Linked DNA regions of Homo sapiens: region 2 is linked to region 1. Evidence: read pairs that join two places in POLR2A ChIA-PET (ENCODE). Cell type or tissue: GM12878. All regions are shown on one strand. Each heading gives the region's core, and the rest is flanking DNA. Links, peaks and the distances in the headings are about the cores only.

Region 1 (15,631 bases), core at 2,531-10,530:
CTTTATGAACAGATACTTAGAGACTATGTAAGTATCTTATTCCTCATGAAACTATTAACCCAAAATTTTAACATCCATTGAAGTTTCTTGGCTGAATTAATGATTACTATGAGAGCTGCCAAGTGGTGATTTTCTTAATTCCATCATTCTATCTACAGTCATTGGTTAGCATTCTTCTGCAAGGAAAATTTTCTCTTCACATTAATTTGCTTGTGTATTTATTTACATTAGCTTTGACTTTTCGATTTCTGTTTTATTTAATGAATTATAACAGGTTGAGTTATTTATCCTGATGCTCAGATTATCTGACACTTGGTCACGATGTGTCCTTGGGGCTGAGTTTTGTGTCCTACTGACATGCCTCCATCATTCTTTGAGTGCATTCTCACCTTTTGGCCCAACGCGCTGTTTGAGGCTCATTTTGTACTTTTTCTAGCCCAGCCCTAGAATTAGCCATTTACACACACACAAAAATCTGGTTCCGTTTAAAGGAGAATTGTATTTACATATGAAAGTCTGGGCATTAGTTGTGTTCATTGTTATTAGGATGTCAGTGTTCCCAAGCCTTTTCAGTGGACAGGGCAGAACTAAGGAACATTTGGGAGAATGTACACACACACACACACACACACACACACTCACACACACACACATCTACCTGTACTGGGTTGGATAGCGTTCCCCAAAACTTGATATCCATTCAGAACCTTAGCGTATGACCTTATTTAGAAACAGCGTTTTAGCAGATGTCATTAGTTAAATTGAGGTCACACTGGAGTTGACTGGGCCCTAAGTCCAATGATCGGTGTCGATCTAAAAAGGCTGTGGAAAGATACAGACTCACACAGGGAAGAAGGTTGTTTGAGGACAGAGGCAGAGATTGGAGTTTTGCTGCCACAGCCAAGAAGAACCAGGAGCCACACATAGCTGGAAGGGGCCTAGAAGGATCCTTCGGAGGGAACTGGTGTTGGATCTGACATCTTGATTTTGGACTCCAGACTTCTGAGAGAATAAACTCCTGTTGTTGTAAGCAGCATTTTTGGTAATTTGTCATGGCAGCCCAGGGAAACTAACACACTATGTATCTCTCTATTGAAAACTACAAGTTCAGCTCTATAACTGCATTCTAAAATGACAACTCAGGCTTCATTTTGGTTTTTTCCCCTTTCTTTAACAGTGAGGAATGTATCTCTTTATTTTTAATATAGTTATAAATTAGCTCACCACTTATCCTTGCAGTAGCTTATCTCCATTTGCTACCTCATCCATCGCCTTACTCCCCCCACAAGTATTTATCTACTGTCTCACTCTTCCTCTACCTCCTGTTGTTATGTGGTGTCCCAACTTGCCCAGCCACACCTTATAGCAGAAGGTGTTCAGGCAGAAGGCAGAAGTTAAGAATGGAGACAGGAATCTCCATAATACTCTGTATTTTTATTTGTCTGTATATTTCTACTGTTTCTTATATCAGAATAGATCGGTGGCAACATTTTCTGATCTGTATTCAAAACTGGTTTAGTGCAAAAAAAAGTATAAATGTATTTGATAAACACCAAATTAAAGAAAGTGAAACTGCTTTTCCTATTTCAGTCTCTAAAGTATAACTGTATATCATAATTTGATAAATTCATCTAATATACTCTTTGGGAGATTTAGACATATTGTATGCTCTTTTGGAAATTCATATTCATTTATATGACCCCAGTAACTATTTTTTCAAAAGGATCCTGCAGGCATTACAGAAATTTACTCCACAAAAGCTCTAGAGACACATATCTAATGAGAATACATTTTTGGTTTTATGAAAGGCCACATGTTAATTTAGCAAGCAGCTAAATAGTAAAATTTGCACTTTCTAAAAAGTGAATTGTAAATTATGATGACTACAGGTTACATGGATTAGCTTGTGATTCTTGTCATTGCCCAGTACATATTTTATCCTCCAAAATAAAGAATATTTCTGAACTAATAATTAAAGAGGCTCATTTTCATATTTTTTATTATTAAAGGAACAATTTGTGTCACATAGGTTTAAAAGATCAAAGGATGTACATACTGACAAACTGTCTTCAACCTAACACATTTCTTTTTTATAATTTATAGGTTGTGTCTTTCTTTCTCCCTCTCGGCTAGATTTTAAAAGAATTTGGCAGCACTTCTCTATTTTTAAAGGAGAGATGCAAAGTGGGAAACGGGAAAAGCATATCTTGATGGATTTGATTATATTTTTTCTTGTTTCATTCAGCGTGATGAACAAAATTGAAATTCTTTAGGAAAACATGGGTGGGAAATCATGAGGATTGAAATAAACACTTTCAAAAGAAATCTAGCTGTTCTACCTGATACGAATGACTAAGGCAGCTGTGGTTCCAAAACTCTACAATGGGGTGAGGAGTCTGTAGTTTCTCTTCTGCTTAAAGAAGCTAAACTTCTATTAGAGATATGTAGGCAGTTGATGCAATCAGTGAATCTTTTTCTTTTTAACTTTATAATGAAAGTGAAGCAATGGCTTCTAATATGTGAATTTTTGTGCTATTCAAAGGTCTCCCTAAATGGTCTATGGTTTAGAAATTACCAGATTATCCAAACGGGGAAATTGGTTACAGTTAATTGTTAGGGGTGCCTAAAATGCATTAGTCTTCCAAGAGGCATTGAGTTATTTCTACATTATGTCTGAGAACAAGCTTTGCAAACAATGATGACAATATGAACAAGGTTTATTTGAGTAACTTTTGTGATGGGAGAGCTCCTTCATCGGATTTTGTTTTAACATTTGCTCATTTGTACTCCCTAAATTATAATATTACATTTTATTAAGGAATTAACTTATAACAGAAAAATACAATTAACCAATTTTATTGCCCTGTATGGGCTGCCAACTGTTTTTGGGATCTTAGGTTGATAATTCCACATCCCTGATCTCTTTAATTTAAAAATATGTGGTCCAACCCTCAACCTTATATATTATATGTATAAAATATATATATAAAGCTATGCTAACAAATGTAGAATAGCATAGGAAAGTTTATTATAGTCTTATAGAAACATCGCTTTCAGTCATTTTGAAAACAGTTAAAATTATAGAACTATTCACTATAGGGCTGTCTGAGCTGTCTCAGATTCACCCTGTCTGGGGTCCCATTATCAACATAAGCTGGGTGTTTCCAGTGCACTCTTCTTTTACAATTGGTCTATGGACTTAGGAATTTCAAGTAGGAAGCAGAAAATCTTTGAATTATTTCTAGAAGATGAATTCTCAGTCACTATCCAATAAAAATTCCTCAGAATGACATAAATCACAAGAAAATGTGATGAAAAACATCACTTGATTTCACAAGGGATAATATTGGTATCATTTTTTGTTATCTATAATAGAATATTACATAAAGTATATTTGAAGGAATTACAAAAAGGCCTGAAATTTGAACCTACTGGAACAAAATTTAACAATCTCTTCCTCTTACCCCACCGCCATAGGTAAACAATGTGTCATTCCTGGCGGACTGTGATTTGTTGCCTCAATTTGATTTAGAAACCTATATCTCTTAGTCATAGGCATCTGATAATTTGAATTGGTGTTTCAGATTTATTAAGATTAAAGAATTGGCTCAGCACTAACAATGTCTAAGTGAAGAGGCAACACTGATGATGTATCTTGATCTGTGTCTTGTAAACTAGTGTCTTTAAGCCAATTTAGCTATATACCCATTAACCAATAGCTCCCAGGCCTATTCACAGTAGTAGCTAATGCTTAAGTTTTATTTCCCTTTTAATTTTTTCCTGTTATATCTCTGTGCTTGCTAATTGGAATTATCTTAAACTCGATTTGATTATCCTAACATTGTCTCTTTATGTTCTTTAGAAATACATTTTCTACTCACTCACATCTTGGCTCTTGCTATTTCTAAATACATTGGTTTTCCTCTCTAAAAACTGCACCCTACTCTTCTGTTCTCAGAGATATATTTTATGGTCAGCATTTCAACCGAGCCTTCTCTGAGCCCTTCTGAAGAAAATAAGACATCAACCACTTTCTATTCAAGTAATGTTCTGGTACTTGAAATATTGAAAAGTGTTTTCAAATCAGTCAATCTGCACTTATCATAAGAAAAATCAAAACACTTAGGAAAAACTTTGTATTACAGGTAGAGGATTGAGGAAAGCAGGTAGGAGTCTACACAGACAACCCCATGATCCTGTTTTCTTTCTTGCCTCTTTTTGCCCTCAGATGGGAATTAATATTTCAGGATTCAACATATTTGTTGATTCCAGAAGATAAAAAGGCAAATCTTCCTGTTTATTCAAGCCACATGTGTGTCTAGAGTTCTGTAAATTAGAATGAACACCCATAGTATAAATTGTTATTACATAACCATTCCAGGAAAGCATATATTAAAAGGGGCTGGGGAGTAAACCTCACAGAGTTCAGCCTTTGTCCGCATTTGCTGGTCAGAGAAATGAATTAACTGCATGTCAGGGCAGCTCCGAAACACATATTTGTGAAATTCTGAAGACTTGCCTGAAAATGAATGTGGGACACCTTTGTCAATATATTTCTGGTGTATGCCTCGCTTCCTCAGAACTTTGCCTCTCATGGGTAGTGGGGATTTCCTCGAGTCTCCTTGTATCCATGTGTTATTATTTCTTTAACTTTGACATTCATGTGTCATGGGCTTAATAATTATACTTTCTGGATTCACTGGACTTTGAAGTTTGCCATTTGATTTTTAGACCCAAATGCACTTATTCTTTGGCTAATTAGCAATCATAGATTTATGAATTTAATGGAATTTTTTCTATTCTCCCCACCAGTAATTTCACATGTATATATATATTTGTATATATGCATTTGATATGTTATTAGACCTCATGACAAAAGACAACAGATATTTACAACATGAGGCTGCAGGTGAAAATATATAGCTATGTATCACCTGGGATCACATGGAACACATAATCTCATATACATCCCCATCCTAAGGGAATCAGTTTTCATCCCTTGTGTCTGTGCTCAAAGAGTTTATAGTAATTCTAATCATATTTGTGCTACTGTTGCAGCTGATTTCATTCATTTTCCTTTTGTCAGGGAGCATGACTCAAGGAGTCTTCTCTTTATAACCATGTCAGACTTTACAGATCTCATCATTGTCTATCAATTATGAATCTTGGCAAGTAACAAGAGTGGTTTGAGTTCAGGAAATACATTGGGGATGGAGCAGTAGTGGGAGGACGTTCACAAAGTAAAGTTAACACTTTTTGAAGCAAGTCTTGAAATGTCTGTACATTATTCCTTCTGAAATCCAAAGTGATGTTATCAGCTTAAGGTTAACATAATGACTAATTAATTTAATATTACATAGGGATTAATATTTAATAAATGTGCAAAATGCTATCCTAAGCATTCTACAGACACATTCAATCTACCAACAACCTTAGGAGGTGAATTTTATTATTCTTATTTTACAAATGAGAAAAGTAAGTCATATGATCATAAAGTAGTTTACTCATGATCTTATCACAGATGAGAATAGGGGCTCCCCATCAGAAAGTCAGAACCAGTAACAGTCTTACATACATAACAAAAGAGTTATTATAGGGATTAGACCTTATACGTCATGAAGCAGAGAGAGAAATCTGTGCAAAGCTGTTGCTTCTGCTTCTGGGGATGGGAAAAAAGCTGGACATGAGGTGGGAAAGACCAGGAATACACTGGAATCCCAGAGGACCAACTAGAACCCATGGGGACAAAGTGGAGCCTATCTATATCTGTCTCTCATACTTCAAATTCCCATGCCTTGAGTAGTCTGCAGGAGAACTGGTGCCCTTTGTCACAGAGAGTCACATTTATCTGGCCTAGGACTCCGCGAACCTGAAGGTGCAAATCCTAAGAAGCCGGAGGAGCTGTGAGCCTGGATGTTGCTGCATGCCAACATGGTGAGCTTGCAGATCTGCTGAATCATGCAAGAGCCCAGTGCCTGATGTCTTGCTCTCACTTCCTGTCTGCCTTCTTCACTTCTGCTTCCAACGTCTCATGCCAGAAGTAACTAGGGCAATATAGAGAAGGGAGTTCTAGAAACAGAATTTCAGTTTAGCTTAATTGATAGAGAATGAAGCCACAGCAGATACAGTTTACTTAGTTTCTGCTCTAGGCTAGGTACATGTAAAACACTGTGTAGATTTTTAGAAGGGGGCATTATATATGTCAAGCATGATTGTTGTACATTATATATTATATAAAGATTATAATATCAGTCAAGTATTAACACATTTTTTACAGTAAAAAATGTAAATACAGTGGGTTTGTGATGGGATCAGAATTGTGTTCCCCACAAATTCATATGTTGAATCCATAACTCTTAGTATCTCAGACTGTGATTGCATTTGGAGATGGGACTTTTAAGGAGGTAATGAAGGTTAAATGGGGTCACATGGTGGGTCCTAATGCTGTCTGAATGGTGTCCTTACATGAAGAGGAAATCCGGACACACAAAGAGACATCAGGGGCACAAGTGCGCAGATGAACAAGCACATGAGAAGGCAGCAAGAGGGAAGCCATCTGCAAGCCAGAGAGAGAAGGCTCAGAAGAAGTTAAGTCTGCCAGCATCTTGACCTTGGACTTCCAGCTTTCAGAACTGTGAGAAAATAAATTTCTGCTGTTTAAGCCACCCGGTCTGTGGGAATTTTGTTATGGCAGCTGTATTAGTGTGTTTTCACACTGCTATAAAGAATAACACCTGAGACTGGGTGTTATCTTTCCTTTCTTCTGCTCAAAATTGGTCCTCCTACTCCTATCCTTTAAAATGTGTTCATGGACAATCTGTTTACTAAATTATCATTACCAATGTTACCTACTTATTCCTAATTCCTTTCTTCTGCTCAAAATTGGTCCTCCTACTCCTATCCTTTAAAATTTGTTCATGGACAATCTGTTTACTAAATTATCATTACCAATGTTACCTACTTATTCCTATTGTTTGAAAGTTTGTGTGAAAAAGGGAATGAACACAGGAATGAATATTGTGTAGTCATCAACCCTCTAACCTGTTTCAAGTCTGCAGTGAATGTCCAACATCCGCTGAGTGGCTACCTAACTCATGCTGTGTGTATTCTCTAGTTACTATGCATCACTCTATTGTCAGTGTGAAATACCAGCAGTTAGCTTATATAGGTTGCTTCTGTTCTGGGACACAGGCAGACATTCCACCAAATCTAGTTGAATTAGTCTCAACCGCAGGTATTTGCCAGGAAAACTAGGAGGATGTGGAAACAGTACCTTTCCAAGTAGCTCAACATAAACATATGTGAACTTGGGAACCATTAGGCAAGCATGATCCTTTATTAAAGTAAAAGGGTAAAGCCAGGACCCGCAGAGGTGGGTGGAAATGGAGCAGGCAACCAAGACAAGAAAAAGTGAGAGACTGTGAAACTTCTTGTTGGTTTGCTTAGTCTCTGGTTCTACAAACATACTGATCTTTAGGCACTTCCCATCTCTGGCTTCGATGATACTTCCATCTATCTATAGAAGACAACTCAATAAAATGGAGAGATGTATTATGTTTCTTAAAAACAAACATTTCCTGAGAAATATAAAGTAGTCTGCTGGATGCCTTGGGTGGCAGTGATGACAGTGACCAGGGGGATTCAAAAGAACTTTGGTCTGTAAGAGGATATAAAAGCATCTTTCTTCCTGGCTATGTAAACAGTGTGTAAAGATAACAAATATTTATATCCACACAGATTATATGCAGTTTTTTTTTATTATTATATGGGCCTTAAAAATAGACTATCACTCTTGTGTCTGCCTTGTGAAAGATCTTGGCTCCTTAGGGTAAGGCATGGTGTGAATATCAGAACTAGGTAGTAGATATCTTCAAACTATAATATGAACAAACTCGAAAGTTTTTTCTTCGTCTGCCATCGACTGCTGCACAGATAAAAGCAATGAGCTGAAACGTTAAATCCTTGGGAAAGTTAGAACCAGGGTAGAGGGTGGGATATCCCCTTCTACTGGGCTTATGAAAGGATCATGCGTCTCCTTGAACTGGGAGATAGAACCAGAGAAGGAATATTCTCAGTTCAGTAAGAAAAAAGACTCTGTGCTGACTGCAATGTCACTCTTCCATCCATTTATATTCACAGATCCTATTAATGGATGTAAGATAACCTACAGTCTTCCATGCTTTGTTCTTTTTGAAATTACTGTTAAAGAAAACTAGATGATCGAGACTGAAAACAAAGGGCAAAATCCTTTCCCGAGCATGTCTTTATTGTCCTTTTTCTCACCTTGACAGAATAATCGGAATAATGACAATCACCCTAAGATTCCTTTTTTTTTTTTTTTTGGATTGCTATTCCTGTGTAATTATTAGAGCTGCTGTTACCATTAGGTGATAATGAAATAATATCAAACAATTCCCACACGTTTATGTATATGTAACACGTTACAATGTCAAACTTAAATGAAAGGAGAAATACCAGTATCCGTCTTAAGAGCTGCTCTGACAGCAACTCACAGTTCTGATAAACACTATTTAAGTGCCTTGTGAAAGCCTTTTTTGGGGAGGCTGTCAGCGAAGCAAGTGAGACCATGTGATGTGAATCTAGCACTAAGAACATTAGTAACCTAGATTTCTCATGAACATAGATAGTAATTCTTGTGTTCAGGCTTTTCTACATTTTCTTTTTGTTCCGCGTACATATTTTTAAATTCTGCATTCAAGTTTAATAGCCATACAGTAAAATGCATATATCTATAACAGCATAAGCTGAACAGGTTTGTATACCCAGCACCCAAATAAAAATTCACAATAGCACCATCCCCACAAAACTCATTCTGTGTCCCCTTCCAGTCACATGATTAACTGATATCCTGACTTCTAACAGCATAGATATGTTTTGTCTGCTTTGTAGTCATTAATTGGCTCATACACAATGCATGATTTATTTATTTCAACACCCCAGACAGGCTTGAAATTAAGTCTACCAAAATTACAGGACATTTAAATGAATCAATGAATATATTCATTCTTATATTCGTTTATCTTGTTGATCCTCTCTACCATCCCTCCTTTTTTTTCCTTCTGGTTCTGGAAGGTGACTTTAAAAATATATGTGTTATTTTGGGTGGCCTTTCCTTACATACAGTTGGCCCTTGAACAATGCAGGGGTTAGGGTTATAACCCCTTGCAGAGTTGAATTCCATGTATAGTTTTTGACTTCCTAAAAACTTAACTACCAATAGCCTACTGTTGACCAGAAGTCTTATCAATAACATAAGCAGTTAATTGACACATGGTTTTTTATGTTGTGTGTATTCTGTACTACATTCTTACAATAAAGTAAGCTAAATAGAAGGCAATGTTGTCAAGAAAATCATAAGGGTCCAAGTGCAGTGGCTCACGCCTGTAATCCCAGCACTTTGGGATGCTGAGGCGGGCGGATCACCTGAGGTCAGGAGTTCAAGACCAGCCTGGCCAACATGGTGAAACCCTGTCTCTACTAAAAATACAAAAATTAGCCGGGTGTGGTGGCACAGAGCTGTCGTCCCAGCTACTTGGGAGGCTGAGGCAGGAGAATCACTTGAACCCAGGAGGCAGAGGTTGCAATGAGCCGAGATCACGCCACTGCTCTTCAGCCTGGGCAATAGAGCGAGACTCCCTCTCCAAAAAAAAAAAAAAAATCATAAGAAAGGTAAAATATACTTACTATTCATCACGTGGAAGTTGACCATTATAAAGTGCTTCATCCTCATTATCTTCATGTTGAGTAGGCTGAGAAGGAGGAGGAAGAGAAGGAGTTGGTCTTGCTGTCTCAGGGATGGCAGAGGCTGAACAGAATCCACACGTAAGTGGACCCTGCATATAAATCAAATCTGTGTTGCTCAAAGGTCAGTTGTACCTAGCTCAAGGCAGCTAAGTGGGAACTTTCAAGTTAAGGCTGTTTTTCAAGCGTATGACCAACATTATCTCTTAGTTAAACCAACAGAAAACCCACACCAGTGGGATATTTCAGAGGTGTCTAACCCATTTTAATCACACTTTCCTTTTTTTTCTAACAGAAATTCACTTTTTAAAACTACATTTATTTAAAAAAAAACCTTCTACTGTTTACTGTTCTGCTTCTTATCTTGTTTCATGTTTTTTCAACTCTCATTTCTATATTTTCTCTAATTGTTCTCATCAAATACATTTAATAAAATTTATTGAATACCTGCAATAACAGATAGTGAAGTCTCATAGATAAAAGCTGTCTTTGCAGATAGAAAGACTTTGTGCTTAAGAGTTCACTCTCTCGAGGTCTTGTTGTAAATCCCTGCTACTTTCCTTGGTCAGAGCATTGAATCCACCTCTTAGTTCTTTGAGATTCACCTCTAGTATTTTGGTCTGCTATCAAGTATGCCATTAACCTACATGGGATATGTCATATAAAAGAAAAACTGCTATACTTGTTTTTATTCATATGAATTTTGATTTAAAAAAGAAACTTTATCTCACTATTAGTATCACTTGCCATAAGTAGAAACAAAGGCCAGATTAAAAAATGAAATAAAATGTAAAATATATGTTAATATATAAGTATCATTAACTTTTTTATAGACAATGTTGCCTGCTTAAGTCGTATCCCCAAGCCTGCTTGTTGTTTGCTATATAAAGGGGTATTAGCATGTATCAGAAAGGTGTTAAACACATACAGTACTATAATAAAATTGATATATTATCTTCAGTCTAATCAGAAAAGTTAAAAGGGGAGTGAAATGGATAAAAATCTCACTACAAATTTAAAGCTGATTAATATTGATTGCTTGCATACCTAGAGTGCCCTGCTGGTATGTTTCTCTTGTTTTGGTGGGCAACATGCTATACAAAATGCATGTTTACGTTTTGGTATATACCAGTCAAGGATACATACTCTAAATATTCTTTCTTAACCATACCTGCCTCCAAGGAGCACAAAGCCTGGCAGGGAGGATAACTTGCAACCTTGAGGCTTACCCAGAATGTGAAGGACCATCATAACAGAAATGATGATGATCTGAATTCCCCAGGGATGTCTGGAGGTATCACCTAGGACAGTGCTTGCTTAAGATTTACATGGCAGAATATCAATTAAAGTTTCTTGTTTTCTTATGACTCAGAGCACCTGCAACTACTTCTTTTTTCCAGCTTATTTTATTTTAAGTTCAGGGGTACATGTGCAAGATGTGCAGGTTTGTTACATAGGTAAATGTGTGGCATGGGGGTTGGTTGTACAGATTATTTCATCACCCAGGTATTAAGCCTAGTATCCATGACTTCTTATTCCCAAGCCTCTCCTTCTTCCCACCCTTCACCCTCCAATAGGCCCCAGTGTGTGTTGGTCCCATCTATGTGTTCATGTGCTCTCATTATCTAGCTCCCACTTATAAGTGAGAATATGCGGTATTTGGTTTACTGTTCTTACATTTGTTTGCCAAGGATAATGGCCTCCAGTTCCATCCATGTTTCTACAAAGGACAAGATCTCATTCTTTTTTGTGGCACCTGCAGACATTTCTCAAAATTTTTGGAACTGTTGAGAAGTAGGCACAAAGTGTCTCCTGCTCGAAAGTCAAGCCATGTGAGTAGAACAGAGATGTGTCAACACAACTGCGGGGGCTCTTCTTCATAGCTAAAAGAGGGATATCTGCAAAATGGAAAACATTTCAACATCATCTCTTTATTCCTAGATCTAAGCAATTCAGTACTCATAAACAATTGGCAAGATATTCAAACGAGCAAGCAGGCAAATGCATGGAAACGTGTATGATTATTTTAAATATTGGATGGGAGCTTTTACATTATATCCATCGAGTAAAACACATTTGATCAGAAGCTATTTCAAGATATCATGATTAAAGTAGTTATTGCTGTGCTTTTGGCAATGGTTAGAAAGGCAGTTTTCTTCTACAGCCTCAGAGACAAGAGCTATATTGGGGTTTGAAGAGACATTCTGCCATATTAGACACGGCATTTGCTTTGAATAGAAAATATATTCTTGATTAATTCTAAGATTTTGCCTGAATTATTAGATAACTCGATAGTGCTTTAAGTTCTACAGAGCTTCTATTACTAAAGAAGCCAATTTAAAGGGGGAAATGCTTAGATACCTGGGATCCAAGATTAGGCTTAGGACAGCTTAGAGAATATAGAAATGTGCTCCCCAGTGTCTGATTTGATGCTTCCTTGAAGCGTTCAAAGTTAAAAGCTCCGGCTTTGAAGCCAGAAGGGGTTACAATTGTGGATCTTTGCCTAACTACTAGGTAACCACGAGAAGGAATTTACCTCTCTGAAACTGAGTTTCTTTTTCTTTAAAATGAGATTTTAAAAGAAAAATTATGTGAAAGGATAAAATGCTGTGCTTGGCATGTGATATTTCAATAAATGTCAGTTTTGCCTGGCTCTGAGGCATTCACTATGTGTCATAGTTTATCCTGATTTACCTTAGTCAGTATGCTGCTTCTGAATTCCCTGAGCATTAATAAACATCAGTGCGCATCTTCTTTTCTGATATGTTTGCTTAGGATGAATTTTCAGAATTAAGCTAGTTAGTCTGTTTAAAACAAAGGATTGATTATTCTATTACCTTTACTGTAGGCAATATCTTTATCCTTTATTTCCACAACCCCTACCCTCTCTTTCATTATTATTTTTTAATTCACTCTCCAAAATTAACATCTCATTTCTGACTTTTCCTCTGAGTTCCAGGCCGACACCTCAAACAGCTTATGTGACATGGACATATGAGATTGAGGTAACTGTACAGCAATCAGCACATTTAAAACTGAATATATCAGTTGTTTATTGCTGTGTAGCAATGTCACCACAAACTTTATGGATGTTAACAACACACACTTATTATCTCATAGTTATGTAGGTTAGGAATCCATTCAGAAGGTCTGTAGATCTTCTGCTTCAGCCTCTCATGGGCTGCAATCAAGGTTTCATCCAGGGACGAGGTCTCATCTGGGACTCGACTGGGCAAGAATCCAGTTTTAAGGTCTCCTGGCTGTTGGCAGCATTCAGATCTTGGTAGATGGTTGGACTGAGGGTCTCGGTTCCTTTGTTTACTGTGTTGAGTGGCCGATCTACACACGTTGCTTCATGGCCTTTCCATCTGGCAGCTCAGAATAAGAAAACTTCCTTCTTCACAGTCAGCAAGAGAGAGAGTCTCTGGTGTGATGGACACAATCTCATGTAACGTGATCATGTCCACACAATTACATTAAACCTGGCCTCTTGCTGAATGTTATTGATTCAAAGCATGTCACAGGTCTGGTCTTTCTTGATCCACTCACCTCTGGTTCCACAGTAGCAAGAATGGCATTTTCAAAACATGGTTTTGAACATGGCATCTCCATCAACACCTTCCTGTTGCTCTTAGAAATAAATGTGTGTGGATCTGAGTCATTTTATAATAAATACAAGCCATCTTCTACTTCTCAACTGTGAAGTCATTTCTCACCATCCTAGGGCTAAAAACTATTTTATTTCACTTGGACCTCTGTCCACTCTCCATACTGGTCTTTTTGATCATGACAAGTTCCAGCTTAATGAGCTTCAGTGTTTCTCCATTGCTTTCTGGATATAGTTCAAAATTCACAACATGGCCAATAATGCTCAGCATGAATAAATCATGCCAACATCTTCACATCTTATCACTGCCTCATAGATTTGCTTTCTGTCTTTCGAGTGTGAAGGCTTCAGAACCTCCACATATGCAACTGACGTTGCCTAGACAACTCTAACTTTTATTTACCCTTCCAGCTTCAGATTATCATTGCTTACTCCAGGTCGGTTAAAACTTCATATTATATGGCCGGGCACGGTGGCTTACACCTATAATACCAGCACTTTGGGATGCCAAGGCAGGCAGATCACAAGGTCAGGAGTTCAAGACCAGCCTGGCCAATATGGTGAAACCCTGTCTCTACTAAAAATACAAAAATTAGCAGGGCGTGGTGGTGGGCGCCTGTAGTCCCAGCTACTCAGGAGGCTGAGGCAGGATAATCGCTTGAACCCAGAAGGCAGAGGTTGCAGTGAGCCGAGATGGCACCACTGCACTCCAGCCTGGGTGACAGAGCAAGACTCTGTCTCAAAAAAAAACAAACCAAACCAGAACAAAAAAAACCCAAAAAACCTCATATTCTTCTGGATTTTCCTTCATACAATTAATTGATTGATTAATTACTGTATTGCTATTTCTACTCTCCCATAAGGTCTCTGTAGGTGAAACTTGTGCTTATATTGTTCCTTGTTGTTTTTCGGGGCCTATCACAGGACTGGCTGGATGCATGGCAGACATCTCAGCAAATATGTAGTAGATGAAAGGAGGGTAGAACTAAGAAAATGAGAAACGTTCTCTCTGAAGATTTCAATTGCAGTTAGGAAAAAGGCAAAAGAACTTCCTGCCGAAAGGTCAGGTGGGCTGAAAGAGGTTCAGCCAAGACCAGGGCACAGAGCAGTTTGTGAGGATGATGACAGGGAACAGGTGCAAATCATAGCATTCATGGAACCCAGTGTTGAAGCCAATTTCAGGGTCTTACATGACTATTTTGGTGTTGGAATGTCAACCGGATCTGCATTGCCTTCCAGAGTGGCAAGGCTGCTGATTCCTGAAATGTGACAAATAGGGAATTTATTTTACATGATATGTGTCTTCAGTCTTTCTACATGAACCAAATTGATTCAGAAATGAAGAAAGTGCTAGCTGTTTAATTGAGAAAGTGTTCATGGCCTTTCTCATTTGTTTTTCTTTAGCTATCCAAATTTCTCCTTGCTATTTAAGAGGAAGTCACTTTAAACAAGAACATTCTTTTACTTGATGATTCAATATAAGTAAATTTTTTTTAAATTGTTGTCATCAGAGGTAAGAGCATAATGGAAAGCATGAGAATAATAACTTAGCAGTCAGCCTACCTTCGAGGAAACTAATTTGTGTGGGATTTAGACAATGAAATATAAGATTCACATCTTTTATTTTTTCCTGGCATTATAAATTTAGGCAGGACATGGGGGCAAATAAGTGAATCTTACTCAGATAGAAGGGATCAAATCTTCAAGTAATAGCTTAAAATAGCCTGTTGTAAAATAGAATTTATTGCTTAACATGGTGCGTTAAATGGAAACTCACGTGGGGCAGCAGACAGCATGTGGTCTGGAGAGTGAATTGTGGATCATGGAGGCCACTCATTAAACATGCAAATTCGACTGTGTAAATTTCCTTCTCTGCACATCCTACTGATTATTTGTAAAATGATTTTTAACTGTTATTTAGAGAACTAATGTGCCTGCAGCAAATGACACCTAGCAGATATTCAATAAATGTTAGTCCATAAATAATAATATCATATGTAAAATACCCAGGCTAGTGTCTTGCATAAAGTAGGTGTTCAGTAAATCTATATTATTATTATCAACATCATTATCATCATCATTACTCCTACTACGGACCAACACTACACTGGGCAGTTTCATCTGATTTGATTTCTACAAAAAGTCTATGAGGAAGTTTTTGTTTTGTTTTGCTTTTACTAACTGTCTTGAGAGTCTTATAGCAAATATGCAGTCAGGCTGAGCTTTGACTCTATCCATTCTTACCATAACCCTTCTCATAGA
Region 2 (15,631 bases), core at 4,408-12,407, 180 kb before region 1:
CTGTTACCAGTGGAAGAAGCTGGGGGAAGGGTACATGGGACTCTTATGTACTGTTTTTGCAAGGTTCTGTGAATATATAATATTTTGAAACGAAAAGTTAAAACAATTAACAGTAAAGCAAACAGTATTATAGTATTAACAAATGTACACTTTGTAACAATAACATTTGGGTTACTGGCTCCACCACTTAAGACCTGTGTGACTTTGAGAGAATTCTTTGATCTCTCGAAGCCTCATATTATTCATCTCTAAAATGGTAGTCATAGATGAGTGGCAAAATTAGATAAAAAAATGTATCCAATGAATCTCACCTGGAAGCACTGCTAAAAATGTGATGAGCAGGCTGGGCGTGGTGGCTCACACCTATAATCCCAGCCCTTTGGGAGCTCGAAGCAGGCAGATCACGAGATCAGGAGTTTGAGACCAGCCTGGCCAACATGGTGAAACCGTGTCTCTACTAAAAATACAAAAATTAGCCGGGTGTGGTGGCAGGTGCCTGTAATCCCAGCTACTCGCGAGCCTGAGGCAGCAGAATTGCTTGAAACTGGGAGGCGGAGATTGCAGTGAGCCAAGAGCATACCACAGCACTCCAGCCTGGGTGACAGAGCAAGACTCTGTCTTGAAAAAAAAAAAATGTGATGAGCTATTTGTGGCACAAGTTAAAACCAACATTGACAAAAATCTGTGTTGAATTTCTTGTGTTTGTTTATCTCCACCACACACACTGGGCCTTAAGCAAAAGGTGTGTTTTAAGGTCCTTTACAGCCCTCTAAATCCCCTGCCCATTTGTGTCCCTATCCTATCATTTTGAAATGATTGCAGGTACTTTACTGACACCAGGAAGAGAAATTTAATCTTTCTTGGCTTCCTCCTAGCCATCTCAAAACTTCCCTACTGGGGTACTCAGTCTCACTTATCACAGGATCAAGACCCAGGCGTGTTGGCTAAATAGATGATCAGTCCAAGGCTCTTTGATATTGTAAATAATATTCCTTCATATGCCCTTTCACAATTAAAGCAGATAATCCATTCTAATTAAACAATCCATTGGATATCATCTTTTTCAATGAATGCAAGTACTGTTGCTTCATCATCCTAGAGAGATAAGGAGCAGTTTTTTTCCCTGTGATATTAGAACATAGCATAGCAAAACACCTTTTGGAAAAGGACATTAAAGCTTCCCATTTTTTTCATTTGTCTCTTATCTAGTATTGAGTATATCAGTGTATTCCTAATGAGCATCATTATAGACAGAATTATCTGCAAAGTTCTTTCTGAAACACATGGTCTAACAGAGGGGTCCCCACCCCACCATGGCATGTTAGGAACTGGGCCACACAGCAGGAGGTGAGCGGTGGGGGAGCAGGCATTACTGCCTGAGCTCCACCTTCTGTCCTATCAGTGTTACCATTAGATTCTCATAGAAGCGTCAACCCTATTGTGAACTGTGCATGTGACAAATGTAGGTTCCATGCTCCTTATGAGAATCTAACTAATGCCTGATGATCTGAGGTGGAACAATTTCATCTCAAAACCATCACCACCCACAAGCCTGTGAAAAAATTTTCTTCCAGGAAATCAGTCTCTGGTGCCAAAAAGGCTGAGGACTGCTGGTCTAACTTCTACCCTATGAATTACATTTTTAAAAACTTTAGGCCAGGCATGGTAACTCATGCCTGTGATCTCAGCATTTTGGGAGGCCAAGGTGAGAAAAGTGCTTGAGGCCAGGAGTTCGAGACCAGCCTGGTCAACATAGTAAGACCCCGTCACTACAAAATAAATAAATTAATTAATTAAAAAACAAGTTTATTCACTGATACAAATATGTATAATGTATTTAATTTTTATTTTTATAAGCATCATCTTTCTGGGAAGAATGAATCCCTTCTCTTCATAGCCATAATGTAATTTTATGCCTTTGTGTTGAATTTTCATGTCATAGCTTTTGTCTGATCAAATTCTCAATGAAGTGTTCACAATAAACCATTGACTAGTGGTTGAAAGTTGAAATTGATGTGGTTCCAAGATGCCTATGTTCTTGTCAGATATATGGAGATCAATTCTCAATGCATATTTTTGGTTTTGATTTCTATAAGAGTTCTATACACTTTGACAACCATTTTCCACAGTTATAACTGCAAATGATGTTGATGAACAAAAGGATGACTCCCACATGAACAAAAGAATGCTGATGACACATAATATACAACCTGATGAACATTTATGTTCTTATCAGAGGACTAATAGAAAAGCTGAGACTTCTGAAAATAAAATACTCGAGCATCAGTGGCTGCTACAGAAATCTTATACATTAACAAAGAAAAAACATTCCTTTTCTAATATGCCTTTGACAACAAAATCACATTTTCAAAATTATTCATAACTTTGACTTATTTTGAATGAAGCCGATCAAGTCACTAAAATGTTGAAATCTTGGGCAAAATCTAAATACACACTTTCCCACTTATTTCCTGAGTGATCTCAAATAAGTAATTTAGCACCTAATTTCACAATTTCATCTATAAAATGAGGGATATTTAAAAAGCTTGTCAGTTATTGTGTTGATAAAATGATGCCATGCGTCAAAACTGTCCCCTCTCACGTATAACAAAAGTGAAGCTACAATCCTTTTTTCCCCAAAATTGTATTATAACTGGCTACCTCCCAAATTGTTAAGAATACAGTTTCAGTGTCTTGTCTCCACCATGCCCTTCTTTGTCCTTAGAACTTAAGCACCTAAAGAATTCAAACATCACTTAGTAATATGCATTTAAGCTTCCTCCATGTCTTTTAATGGTTTCACATACTGTATAAAACCAACTATATGACATTCTAGAAGAGGCAAAACTGGAGACAGGAAAAAGATCAGTGGTTGCCAGGGCTGGAGGTAAAAGACATGATTAGGTGGAACACAGAGGATTTTTGGGGCAGTGAAGGTATTCAGTATGAAGCTATAATGATGGCTGCATGTCCTTACACATTTGTCAAAACCCATAGAATGTACAACACCAAGAATGAACCCTAATGTAAACTATTAAATGATGGTCAGGTGATAAAAAAATAGAATTCAAACATCAGACTCCTATGTAAAGCTATGTGGGTGTAGAGAGGGAGGATTCTGGTGCTATCAGCCATCTCTACTGATGTCCTTACTTGTCCCTGCCACAAGGGGTGCTCTTGTGTATGGTCTTCCACTAGTCAACCACGGTGACTTGTCTAGGCTACAATGATGTCTCTATAACCCAGACCCTGAGAAAATGTCTTGGAACATGAGAATTTGTTCTGCAGGTAATATCCTTTCATCAATGCTTCCTTTGATTTGGAGGCCCCTCATGATACTTTGTCAGTCACAGAGTTGTAGCCTCCTTGAGGTCCCCCTCCTCTAGTACAATGGTTTTATTTTCCCTGGGTGACTCCATAATATCTATATTTCTGAAACTAGAGAGACCATTTCAAGTGACTTTTTATTTTCTTTATTGTTTTTTTTTTCCTCTAGAAACATAAAGTGTTCTCTCCCTAGCAATAGAGTTTTCCAGCTTCCTTTAGAACCTGAACTCAGAAACAAAAAGGCCTATTTGGGTTGCATTAATTACAACTATCACAACTGTGACTTAATTTAAGAGGTCAAACTCAAATATCTTCCTGGAAAATAGCTGAATGGTCTCTAATATAACCCAATTTTAATTTAAAAGGAGAGACGTGTTTAAAATTCCAAGCACCACTACCCTTGCCTTCCTTTCTTATGGTTATTGATCATAATTTCGTGGGGAAAGATTTAGATGTAATATTTAATTTTATATGTCAACTTGGCTAGGAAGTAGTGCTCAGATATTTGACCAAATATTCTTCTAGAGGTTTCTCTGAAGATACATTTTGGATGGAATTAACATTTAAACCAGTGAAATTTGAGTAAAGCTGATTGCCTCCATAATGTGGGTGGGCCTCACCCAATCAGTTGAAGGCCCTAATAGGACCCAGACTTATCTCTCCTGAGCAAGAAAGAATTTTGCCAGCAGACTACTTTTAGACTCCAACCATAAATCTTCCCTATGTCTCCTGCTTTCCAGCCTATACCCATCAGATTTTGGACTTGGCCAACCTCCACCATCCTATAAGACAAGTAATCAAAATCTCAATCTCTCTCTCTCTCTCTCTTTGTCTCTCTCACTCTCTCTCTACACACACACACAAACACACACACACATAAATCAAATTAAGTCTTTACCTGGGCACACTGCTACATACTAACGTATATCTTATACCCCAAACACCTGGCCTAATATTCATCTTAATAAATATTATCACTTATAGAATGCAATTCAAACTCCACAATTAATATTTAATCTTTTCACAACCTAGTCTGATTTTATCTTTGCAAATTATTTTCCATTAACTGCCGTATTATAGGTAATATTTGGGCCTTGCCTTTTCACCCCTAAATAGTCTCCCAGGAGCCCTAGGATTTATTTTGAAACTCTACAGGTGTAGGGAATAGGCCAATAGGAAGAGATCAGCTTTAATCAGAGAAGCTCTAGTTTTCTTTCACCTGGATGCCACTGAGAACCTGTCTACACTGAACTGAAGTTCACAAAATAAACCTGTGTTCATGACTTTCTTTGCACTTTTACAAATCAAATTTTCTAATCTCTCATGCCCTAATTTAACCCAGTCTTTGAGTCTGAAGTATTTGTTGAGTGAATCATGTCTCACAGCCTCTCAGAATTCAAGTAAATTTGTTTACTCTAATTTTCACAAGTGTTATACTAATAAAAGAGGATTTTGCCTGTCTAGACTGACTACAGAGACCTAGGGAAATAGGCTTTATATACAAGAAGGAATGGGTTGTAGTTACTAATTGTATTTACAGTAAATATCCTTTGTATACCTCTACTTCCTCTTGCCGTACAGATACAGATAATAAGGCCAGCAAAGCTTTCCTTTGGGTAGTAATTATTGCCACATAAGATTTGGATGGGTAGTACTAAACTGTACGTTGCTTAGATATTTCAATATTTTCTTCTACTTTTTTTTTTTTTTGAGAGACAGAGTTTCACCAAGCCACCAAGACTGGAGTGCAGTGGCATGATCATAACTTACTGTGAGACAGCCAAGTATAAAAGGGTCCCCGGAGAACCACCAACCGCACTGGAAGGAGTGTGCACTAGGGTGGAGCCATGGAAGCTTGCCCTGTTTGCAGCGAGGAGGAGCCTGGCCTCTCCTATTCCTGGGTGGTAACCTGGTATTCAGTCTGTGAAGTGGGAAGCCTGCAAGCAGGACTCTCACTTTGCTGAGAGTCCCTGTTTCCCTTTTTTTCTTTTTCACCCAATAAACCCTGCCTTTCTCACCATTCAAAGTGTCTGCGAGGCTAATCTTTCATGCTCGTGTGATAACCCAGTTTTTCCTACAACTGCAACCTCGAACTCCTGGGCTCAAATATTCCTCCATTCTCACCCTCTCCAGGGAGTAGCTGGGACTGCAAGTGCATGCCTCCATATCTGGCTAATTTTTTTTTTTTTTGTACAGATGAGGTCTCGTGGTGTTGCCCAGGCTGGTCTCAAATGCCTGGCCTCAAGAGATCCTCCTGCCTCGGCCTCCCAAAGTCCTGGGATTATAAGTGACGCTATGCTCAGCTTTTTACATTTTGCAAATAATTTTTAACCTTACACTCTTTAGACTATTTTTAATTCTCATGTAGACAAACTGTATTATTAAATCCTTCATTATGTCCAAAGCTCCCATTATGTTGTAAGCGTTTATTTCTTCACTCTCAATTTCCACCTATTTGATATTTTTTGTTAGTGCTAAAGTAGCTGAAACTTTTCCTGAAGAAAATATAAAATATTTGAGTGCCTCACTAGGCCGCTAAATAGGGATCATCTGCATGCGTTTTTTTCTAAAATGATTCTTGTATATTGTGCAAATAACTAGATATTAAGGTTTATGTGTATAATACATTTTATATTATTTTTCAAAGTAGTATCAAAGAGTAGAGAGGCTGGTTTTTCAAAACAAAAATGCCTAATGGATCAGATCGTATATTTATATTATTAAAAATACTGGTCAGTGGTTGCATTTTCAGAGTCAAGAAAATGTGCATGGGTTGAAATGTACCTGGCAATGTACAGTTGAGGCTGATAATGAAATCCTTCCTTGTAAACTTGTACTTTATGTCAACTTTGGGGTGGGCAAAGATGGCAACTCTTATGTAAGACACCTGGCATTAGGGGCTGTGAAGGAGAGCAGTGATTCTAGTTTGTCACCTTATGACAATTTATTTTCTCAGTAAAAAATGAATAAACAAATAGCTTTTTGGGCCGTTGGTACATTGGTACTATTGTCTTCATCATCTAGTTGAAGAAAATAATGAAGGAAGCCATATTTCTTGAAACACAAACATAAGGTTGTAATGTTGAATATAAATTATGTATATGGTATTCTGTAGGGTAGTCTCCAGTGATATTTATTCCCATTTCATTTGCACATTAACTCTGCAAGAGATAATTATTACTGAAAGAGACAATTTTTATAGAGGTATCATAATGTACATTCATCGAGGTATTGTAATGGACCTTCATTGAGTAACAACTCTTTCCTTAGAAATGCTCCATTTGATTTATTAAAAACGCTAGCTGGTGTACAGTGATATACTATTTTACAAATGAGTAAATCAAGGCTCAGAGAAGTTAAGAAAACATTATTTATTCACACTGTCGTTTAATAAACATTACTGAGAAACTAAATTTAGTCTAGTGGTAAAGGGCATTGTGTTACAAAAATGAGCAGAAAGACAAGTTTCCAGATTTTGTGACATTTAGAGTCAAATGAGCGAAGCTGCTATTGATTAAGTAACCCTAAAATAAATGCATAATGAAAAGTTGATAAACATGTTATGCAGGTAAAGAATGCCATTCTGTGACAGCATATAACAAGGAAACTTTACTGAGCATAATGGGCTATGGGAAAGCTTTCTCCAAGAAAAGTGTCATTAAGAGGAGATGTAAAAAAAATAAAAAATAAAAAATAAAAACATTCTAGGATGGGTGCCAGGAAAATTTGGACAGTTCAAGCCATGCCACAATTTGCTATATGTCATTAGAGAATTATTCTGATTTTCCAAAAAACAAAATAACTAAACCAAACCAAACAAAACCAACTTTAATAGATCCCTAAAATCCACTTCAGTTCTAATAGATAAAGAAAGTGCAACTCTAAAATAGTACAAGGACTAATATAAAGCCATTAAAATTCAAGTTATAAGCCAAGATTCTTTTTTCCCCTTAGTATGAGAGAACAGATAAGGACCACGCCTCTGTCCCCATTTAAAACCACTGATCAGAGACAAATCCTGTGATTTCACTCTTGCACTTTTTGATTTTTTATTCATGTATTCTTTTTGGGGGCACTGAGAATTTATAGCCCATTTCATTCTTGGTAAGTAAATATCCCACACTTTGGTATGAAATCTGGAACAAAGGAGATACAAGTTGACATTTTGATAATAGTCAATATTTTTACAATGCAAGTTAAGGCAGCTCCTCAAAACACTCTGTGTCCTAAAAATCTTTTAGATTAAAATGTCAGCTCAATTGTTTCATTTTGTCTAAGCAAAACCGCTCCAAAGGTGTAGGACAACAGAATGGTCTACCTGGGACTAGCTGTAAAAAGACAGCAGGAAATATAGGTGGTCAGAAAGAGTAAAAGTAAGGTATTCCCCACTGTTATCACCTTCAGTATGCCCCCCGGGGCTAACCCCTCTTTAGGTTCTGACCTGAATTCACCTGGAGAAAGTCCTTGTGTAAACAAAAGATGTCTCTAATCCTAGTATGGCAACAGAGATATGTCTTTGGGTAAGATCCAGGAGGTAGTGAAATAAGGAATCGTAAATCCCGTGGTTGCTTATGCCTGCTAACAGAAAAATACGGGGGCCTCTGAGTGTTGCAACTGTTTCATCTGTTCTCTTTATGTGTAACTGATGTAAGAAATTAGTGATTGCCAGAAGTCACTTGGTTTGCAATTACAGTGTTTAATGATATTAGCATAAACTAGGAAAATGAGCTATTCTGTTCTAGAATAGAAAGGACAGATGAAGATGAAATCAACTTTTGAGATGCTATATCACTTATGACATCCTTTCTCATTACCTAAAGCAAAGGAATGTTCTCACTTTACTTTCAGAGCAGATGGAAAATCCCTGAGACCTGCTGACACAAGACAAAAGGAGCTTTCATAAAAGCCCCTGAATTCTCACAACGGGTCATTGCAATGGTTTTATTTGTCTCATATAGGTCAAGTAAGTAGGTAAAATAGAGATTAAAGTCACAAAGCTAGTCCTACTACAAATTAACCTCTGTCGCTAAGTACATGTTGTATGTCAAAATGAGGTGGTATGATATTGATCTTTGTTTTTAGTCTGAATGTGGCAGATCACAGCACCGGTAGTCCTGACTTTCACTAAATCTTCCAACCAGCAGGAGAATATTCACATTAACCAAGTGCAGTTGGATAAATAATTTCAGGAAAACGAGGGTCAAAAAAGCATCTGTGGAATGGGCTTGTTAATCTCCGCCCTGAATAATACACAAAATGATGGTATGATCAGAAGACATACAGGCTGTTAATGGTCAGTGAACCAAGCACCAGACAAATATAAGTGGTCAAAAAATAGTGTCACTATTAAAGTACAAATAAAATGCATAGCTTTCTTTTAGTCAACAATGGAAGAAAAACAAAAATTCAGACACACAACTGTTTAAATGTTTTGTCTGTGGGGGGCAGTAGATTTTAGCAGAAAATGTATACATTCTAGAGAAAGATAGCTATGAATTTGTATGTCCAATCTGTTACTTACTAATTGTATGACATAATTAAGCCCCTTAACTTCTCAAAATCTAAATTCCTAATAGAGGCTGGGCACAGAGGCACACATCTGTAATCCCAGAGCTTTGCGAGGCCAAGGAGGGAGGATCCCTTGAGCTCAGGAATTTGAGACCAGACTGGGCAACATGATGAAACCCCATTCCCACAAAAAAAAAAAAAAAAAAAAAAATTAGCTGGGCTTGGTGGTGCACACCTGCATTCCCAGCTACTTGGGAGGCTGAAGTGGGAGGATTGCTTAAGCCAAGGGGTGGCTGAGGCTGCAATGAGCTGAGATTGCTCCACTGCACTCTAGCTTGGGTGGTAGAGTGAGAACCTGTACCCCAAAAATAAGATAAAATAAATAATTTTCTAATGGAAAACTAGAAATAATTACAATTGTCTTATTATGCCACAGTGGACAATTTTATGTATTAATGAATATGAAGTTCTTAGTATGTAATAGGTAATAAATGAATTCTAATCTATCTATTTAAACTTCTGAAATTGTTTATTTTCGAAGAATTTACTATTTGAAGGGTCACTGAAAATCTAATAAAAAAACTTTATTATAAAATTGTAGACAAATACAATTTACCATTCATTTCTGAATGTTCATAGATGACTTCTAATCCACTAATGGCCCATACGTTGGCAATAGATCCCTGGCTTAGACAGAGCTGATATACAAAAGGAAGGCCAAGGGCAAGTACAGTGTTTAGACATAGTGTTCTGAAAATTCTTCAGGCACATCAAGCAAAAATATACAGAATATCTTTTATTAAAACACTCAATAAAACGTATTTCTTAGAGTTGAGTTGTATAGCAATTAACACTTTTTTCCTAAAGTCAACTACTAGAATAATATAAGATGATAACAGAAAAACCAGATGTGCATATTTGCAACAAAACATTTGATTCTTCTGCACTTAATATTAATGTTATGAAAGGTACTGCTTATTGCCTTATATTCTCAAATTTAACAATACCCCTGCTGCTGAATGCACAGAGCATCTGCAAGTGGTAGAGAAATTTGGGACCACAAAATCAGCCACTTGAGAACTTCCAATATTTGAACTCCTCAGGTAATATAAGGTGTTCTGTTGATTCTTTTAAGTACATTTTCCTCTGAAACTTCTAGATATTAAAAATATATTTTATTGCAGAACTTCCTTATCTAGTTCACTTAGCAATATGAAAACTCCTTCAGTCATTGTTTTCTTTTGAGTTATGGAGACAAAATATTGGGGAACAAAACAAAGTCATCTTTATATAAAACCTAGTTTCACATGTATTATAATAAATAATTATAATATTAACAGCTATAATTACTGCAATTTTGCTACAAGCAGTAACTTAGCAATTTATATAGGATTTTTTTAAACAATCCTTTTCAATAAAATGTTTCCAAATAAATATGTATCTTAAAGTATTAAACTTATTTTTTCAGAGTATCTGTTTCTAACAGAGCCTTGATACTGCCAATAATCTCATAAACTTAGGGGTACATTTTTACATATGCCTCTAGTTAAATGGTAGAGCAAAAACAACTACAAGAAAGTCATTGGGAAAGCAAGGCATGAGTTACTTTTTGATTAGTTAAATTGGAATCATGTAGATTAAATACAGAGGGAAATATGCAGTGTGAGTCAATGATATACAATTAAACACCCCTTGTCTTTACTCAGAAGGAAAATAAACACTGAAATAATTTTACCGTCAAAGATCCACTTCTTTGGTCAAATTGGGTGACAGATTGACAGAAGACAAAGTGTGCATGAGCCTGTTGAATCTCTAGTGTTGGTAGCATCTAGAGACTTAGCTGCATATAGAATTGCATTTGGAGCCCACAGGCACTTTGAAAAATAGGAGTCTTTTGAGCACAGTCATTTCTAAATATGTGCTTTTTTACAATAAAGGTGTCATGCTGCAAAGGATCACTAAATGGAAAAAGCCAGTATGCTTTAGAGCACCCAGTTTTTTAATAAGAAATAGTTTTCCCCTGAATCTTTCATCACCCTTGCTGTGTAAGGTAGATTTTCCTCTGCATTGATATTTTAAGTTAGTCACGAGACCAGTCTGTTTGAGAGTGCAGAACCATTTGTGGATGGGAGCTGAGTATTCTTTCCTATGGCATGCATATGCTTTCAGCAGGTGTGGTTACAGACAGTGTGTGTTAAAAGAAATACAAAAAATCAAAGGCATGTGCTCCGCTTCCATCCCTGTATAGGGGCTTGAAAATATGACGTCTCAGAATATGTTAGATGTGGGACTAACAGATGGGAGCTCTGGTTACCGTGTCTTCCCTTTCTGTTTGTCTTTTTTTTTTTTTTTTAATTCTGCAGCTTCAGCTTTTTTTTCCAACATTTTTCAAACATCAATATTTACTTTTTGTAAATGGTGCATATATCGAATGCCCACTGTATGTCAGGCACTTTGCTAAGAACCATGGATTTGTAGATGTTTAAGAGAAAATTTCTGCCTACAAGGAATTTACAGTCTTGTGTTGGAGGACTTGAAAACAGATGATCAGAGAGCAGGATGGTAATAGCGCTGATAGAGGCGTGAAAATTGCAGGGTAAACTCAAGAAGGGGGATAGATAACCCAGCTAGGGAGAGAATAGAGTTTTGGAAGACTTATCCGTGGAAGTGAATTGTAAAATGCCAGGCTTTCTCTGGAGATTCCCCTGAAAGAGCCAACAGTAGTCTCCACTCTGGAAAAAATGTATTTTCACTCTGACACTCTACCATCATCCTATAAATAATTATAATGGCCATTGCACAATAAACCCAGTAAATGCCAAGTTGATGGCAGCTTGTCTAATGACTAGCGCATAATAAGTGATACGGAACTCATCCTTTGGCGGAATAGGGAAGGTTAAGAAAAGAATCCTGGAAGAGATTACATCTGAGTTAAATGCTGAAAAAACAGGAGTTGGCCAGAGATGGAGAAAAAGAAATTCTTTCCACTAAGAGGCTTGAGAGAACTGGGCATGTTTTTGTGTCTTTCCTTCCAGAAAGTGTGTCCAAAGTTCTGTTTCTCTTAGGGGAATGTTAATTCTGATTTGTTAGGGTTTGCTAATAAGGGTCAAGACTGGAACATGTCTCAAGGAAAACACCAATTTTTTTAAAGAAAAATGAAGGTACAAAACAGGAAAGATTCAATGGGATGATAACTTCCTTTGGGAAAAGAGGAATTAGGACATGATTTCCATCCTTACTACAATGACAGCAGGAGTTTTCTATAGCTCACAGGGTCTTCAGAAGGAATTAATGATGTAAACTTTTCATCCCCCTGCCTAGGAACTAGTTAGAACCTAATAGAAATATTTCCCTCTCTCCCAAACATGCTCTTTCAGCTAATATGATCTGAAGACAGTTAATGTGTCTGTAAACATCCTGAAAATAAGTACAGTTTTTGTAAAAGAAATATATGGAATAGAAAAGAAAGATGCCTGGTGTCATATGTTAGTTTCATTCTCTTTATGGCCCTAAAACCTGACTCATAACAGTCAAGCAAACAAATGGATTTCTTGACTCCTGCCTAACTTTCATGTACATAATACATAAATAATGCAAAAGGGTGACTTCTAGGCTGGTTTGATTTCTCTTTCACTCATTTCCCAGTGCCTTCTCAGAATTCTAAAAGCATTATCTTTGCTTTATGAAAATAAAACCATGTTTAATTGAGTTTTCAACACAGATAAAAGCTTATCTGTATAATTGAATTTTCAAGGTTGGTAGAAGCTTATCTGTTTTAAAAGCTGGAACCCATATAGTGCTTAATATATCTGGTCACTATTCTAATGCATTATTTTAATCATTAGTATAAGTCCATGAGTTCAGTTTTATTATTGTTCCCATTTTAAAGAGGAGTCATAACAAATAAGTTAGTAAGATCATGCATCAAGTAAGAAGTGTAGCCTGGACTTGAACCCAGGCAGTAATGCGTGAGCATCTGTGCCTCTAGCCACTATTCTAAAGAAAGAAACACATGGTAGGAGAATCAACAGAATGAATCTTTACAATGTCTCTACTCTATGAATTCACACGATTAAGGTAAGGTTCTTAAAAAGCTGTCTAGCACTGCCTATGCATACCTTCTGTAAAAGTAAAAGAGGAGTGTGAGTATGTTGATGTGTGGGTGAAGGTGTTTGACCGTGCAGATCCACTAAAGGTAAAAACAAAGCAAACACCTATCTGGCATTACCTTTGTTATCTCATTTGATTCCCACCACACATCTACGATGTAGACATCATTATTCCCAGCATGGAGGAGAAGAAATTGAACTCAGTGTGGACAGGTTGATTTTTACCAAGTGAAAGAATTAGTATGTGATAGAGCCAGGATTAAGTATAGGTTTGTCTACAGAGAAGAAGAAACAGTAGTATGAAAGCATTGAACAAAAAACCCCAACAGATTTGCTGGAAATAGATGTAGATTCAGGGATGGTTTTCCTGAAGAAAGAGTGCTTGCACTGAGATCTAAAGAATGAGTAAAATTAATCCAGAATGGGGAGTTTCAGGCGGAGAGAAGAACATGAGCAGAGTCTGGATTGCATGAGGACTAGTGCCAAGGCCAGTATTCCCCAGCACAGAGAAGAAGTAGCAGTTTCCTGCAAGATGAGGAGAGGTATTCCCCATTCAGGATCTTGTAGGAGATGACAAAGGTGTCAATCTGCATACTAAGAGGAAAGGGCAACCTCAGCGTGGTTCTAAAGAATGTCATGAGCAGCGAGGGCGAGGGCTGAGAGGAACAGCTATGCAATTACATGAGCCAATTTCCGTTTCCGAAAGCTGATTTTTACAGATTTATGTAGACCAGTTCGGGAGCTTGTAATAATGTCGCCAAGAGATGGTGAAGACTTAGAATAGGGCAATGTCAGGGGTGATGCAAATGGATACATTTGAGAACTATTAACGTGCTAAAAATCAGGTGAACTTTTACTGAAAGACTGCATGAGTAGTTAGAGAGAATGATGGATGCAGCCTTGAATTCTGATTGGGGGGACCTCAGCATCCCTCATTAAGAGAAGAAGAATGGATTAGAACTGCTCACCTGGCAGGAAGTGTGGATGGGGGGATTCCAAAGGGATTCAAGCAATGCACATTTACTCACATCCAAACATTTGTGACTCTACTATTGAAACATAAGAGTTCTTCATATTCCTGGGGCATATGCCTGTTTTGTAATGGTATTCTGAATAATACTTGAACTATTTTTGCAAAGAATGCACAATTTCTTTTTTAAACTTTTTTTTTTATGTTCAGGGGTACATGTGCAGGTTTGTTAGATAGGTAAACTCATGTCATGGGGGTTTGTTGTACAGGTTATTTTATCACCCAGGTACTAAGCCTAGTACACATTAATTGTTTTTCTGATCCTCTCTCTCCTCCCACCTTCCACCTTTTGATAGGCCTCAGTGTTATATATCCATGTGTTCTCATCATTTAGCTCCCACTTGTGAGTAAGAACATACGGTATTTGGTTTTCCGTTCCTGCATTAGTTTGCTAAGGCCTCCAGCTTCCTCCATCTTCCTGCAAAGAACATGATCTTATTCATTTTCATGGCTGCATCATATTCCATTGTGTATATGTACCACATTTTCTTTATCCAGTCTACTATCGATAGACATTTAGGTTGATTCCATGTCTTTGCTATTGTGAATAGTAAGGATGCATAATTTCTATTTAGACAATGTCTTCCCTATGTCCCTCTCTTTGGTTCTAGTTTACTATTCAATCAATTAGCCTCAGAAAAAATATATCAGCAAATATGAGCAATTAATCAAATAAATAGAAATTATATTATTTATATCAAATAGATATTATAGATGTTATATTATATATTGCATATAATATCTATTGCATAATATATATGTTTAAACTTTTTTCATTAAGATCATAAACACTAGGAGATGTTCATTAACACTGGGAAAATTGGCATTAGATGACTAATTTTACATTGGGCACTGTAATGACAGTACTTAGAAGATTTAGGTGGCAGAATGGTTTAGTCAAAATTATGTGGACTTTCTAAATAATAATAGGTCAAGCCAAATTCCAGGATTTAGTCTATGTTTTCTTGAGAAAGTTATTAAGTCTTTCTGATGATCTATTCCTCATTTCAAAAATTGAGGTCATATAACCTATCTTACAGTTTTGAACAGATGATAAAATAGGTAATACACATTTAAATGCCAGGTATCAGGAGACACTCAAAAAGTGCTGATATCCAACTCACTGTAGCAAATATAAACATAAGTGATACAAAACCACTTGACTTTTCAATGAACTAATGAAAAGGGTCATTTTAGGACACACATAAAATGAAAGATCTCTGATCTGGGAGTCAGGAATCCTGAATTTGAATTTTGGCTGTTAGCTGTTATGCATCCTCACTGAGCAAAAATCACAGGCACAAGACTTTTGTGCCTGGGCCAGTTAAGAGCCAGCATTTCCAAATACCGTGTGTGATCCTGAGCAAGTTGCTTGAACAGCACAGATCTCAGGTTGTAAAACAAATCAGTAGGCCAGGACTGCAGTGGTCTTATGCCTGCAATTCCAGCACTTTGGGAGCCCGAGGCAGGCAGATCACTTGAAGTCAGGAGTTTGAGACCAGCCTGGCCAACATGGCAAAACCCTGTCTCTGCCAAAAAAAAAAAAAAAAAATTAGCCGGTGTGGTGGCGCATGCCTGTAGTCTCAGCTACTCAAGAGGCTGAGGCAGGAGAATTGCTTGAACCTGAGAGGCAGAGGTTTCAGTGAGCCGAGATTGC

Evidence for each region. Peaks named below come from ENCODE experiments on the same cell type or tissue, not always from the same donor. Only the 100,000 strongest peaks of a DNase experiment are listed, where the experiment ranks them.
Region 2: POLR2A ChIA-PET joins it to region 1 with 5 read pairs; 2 of 35 experiments call an interaction of 5 or more read pairs at or near these places.

The regions. Positions count from the first base shown.
Region 1 is chr16:61,878,423-61,894,053 of GRCh38, reverse strand. The region is part of intron 3 of CDH8 (cadherin 8); the gene reads left to right. Among named protein-coding and RNA genes, the nearest start is that of CDH8-AS1, 32 kb to the left of the region's middle. RefSeq lists an enhancer at 5,323-6,522. In GM12878, for the core only: no CTCF peak of the experiment used is centred there; a DNase peak (open chromatin) is centred at 5,973.
Region 2 is chr16:62,056,490-62,072,120 of GRCh38, reverse strand. No RefSeq gene overlaps it. Among named protein-coding and RNA genes, the nearest start is that of CDH8, 28 kb to the right of the region's middle. In GM12878, for the core only: no CTCF peak of the experiment used is centred there; no DNase peak of the experiment used is centred there.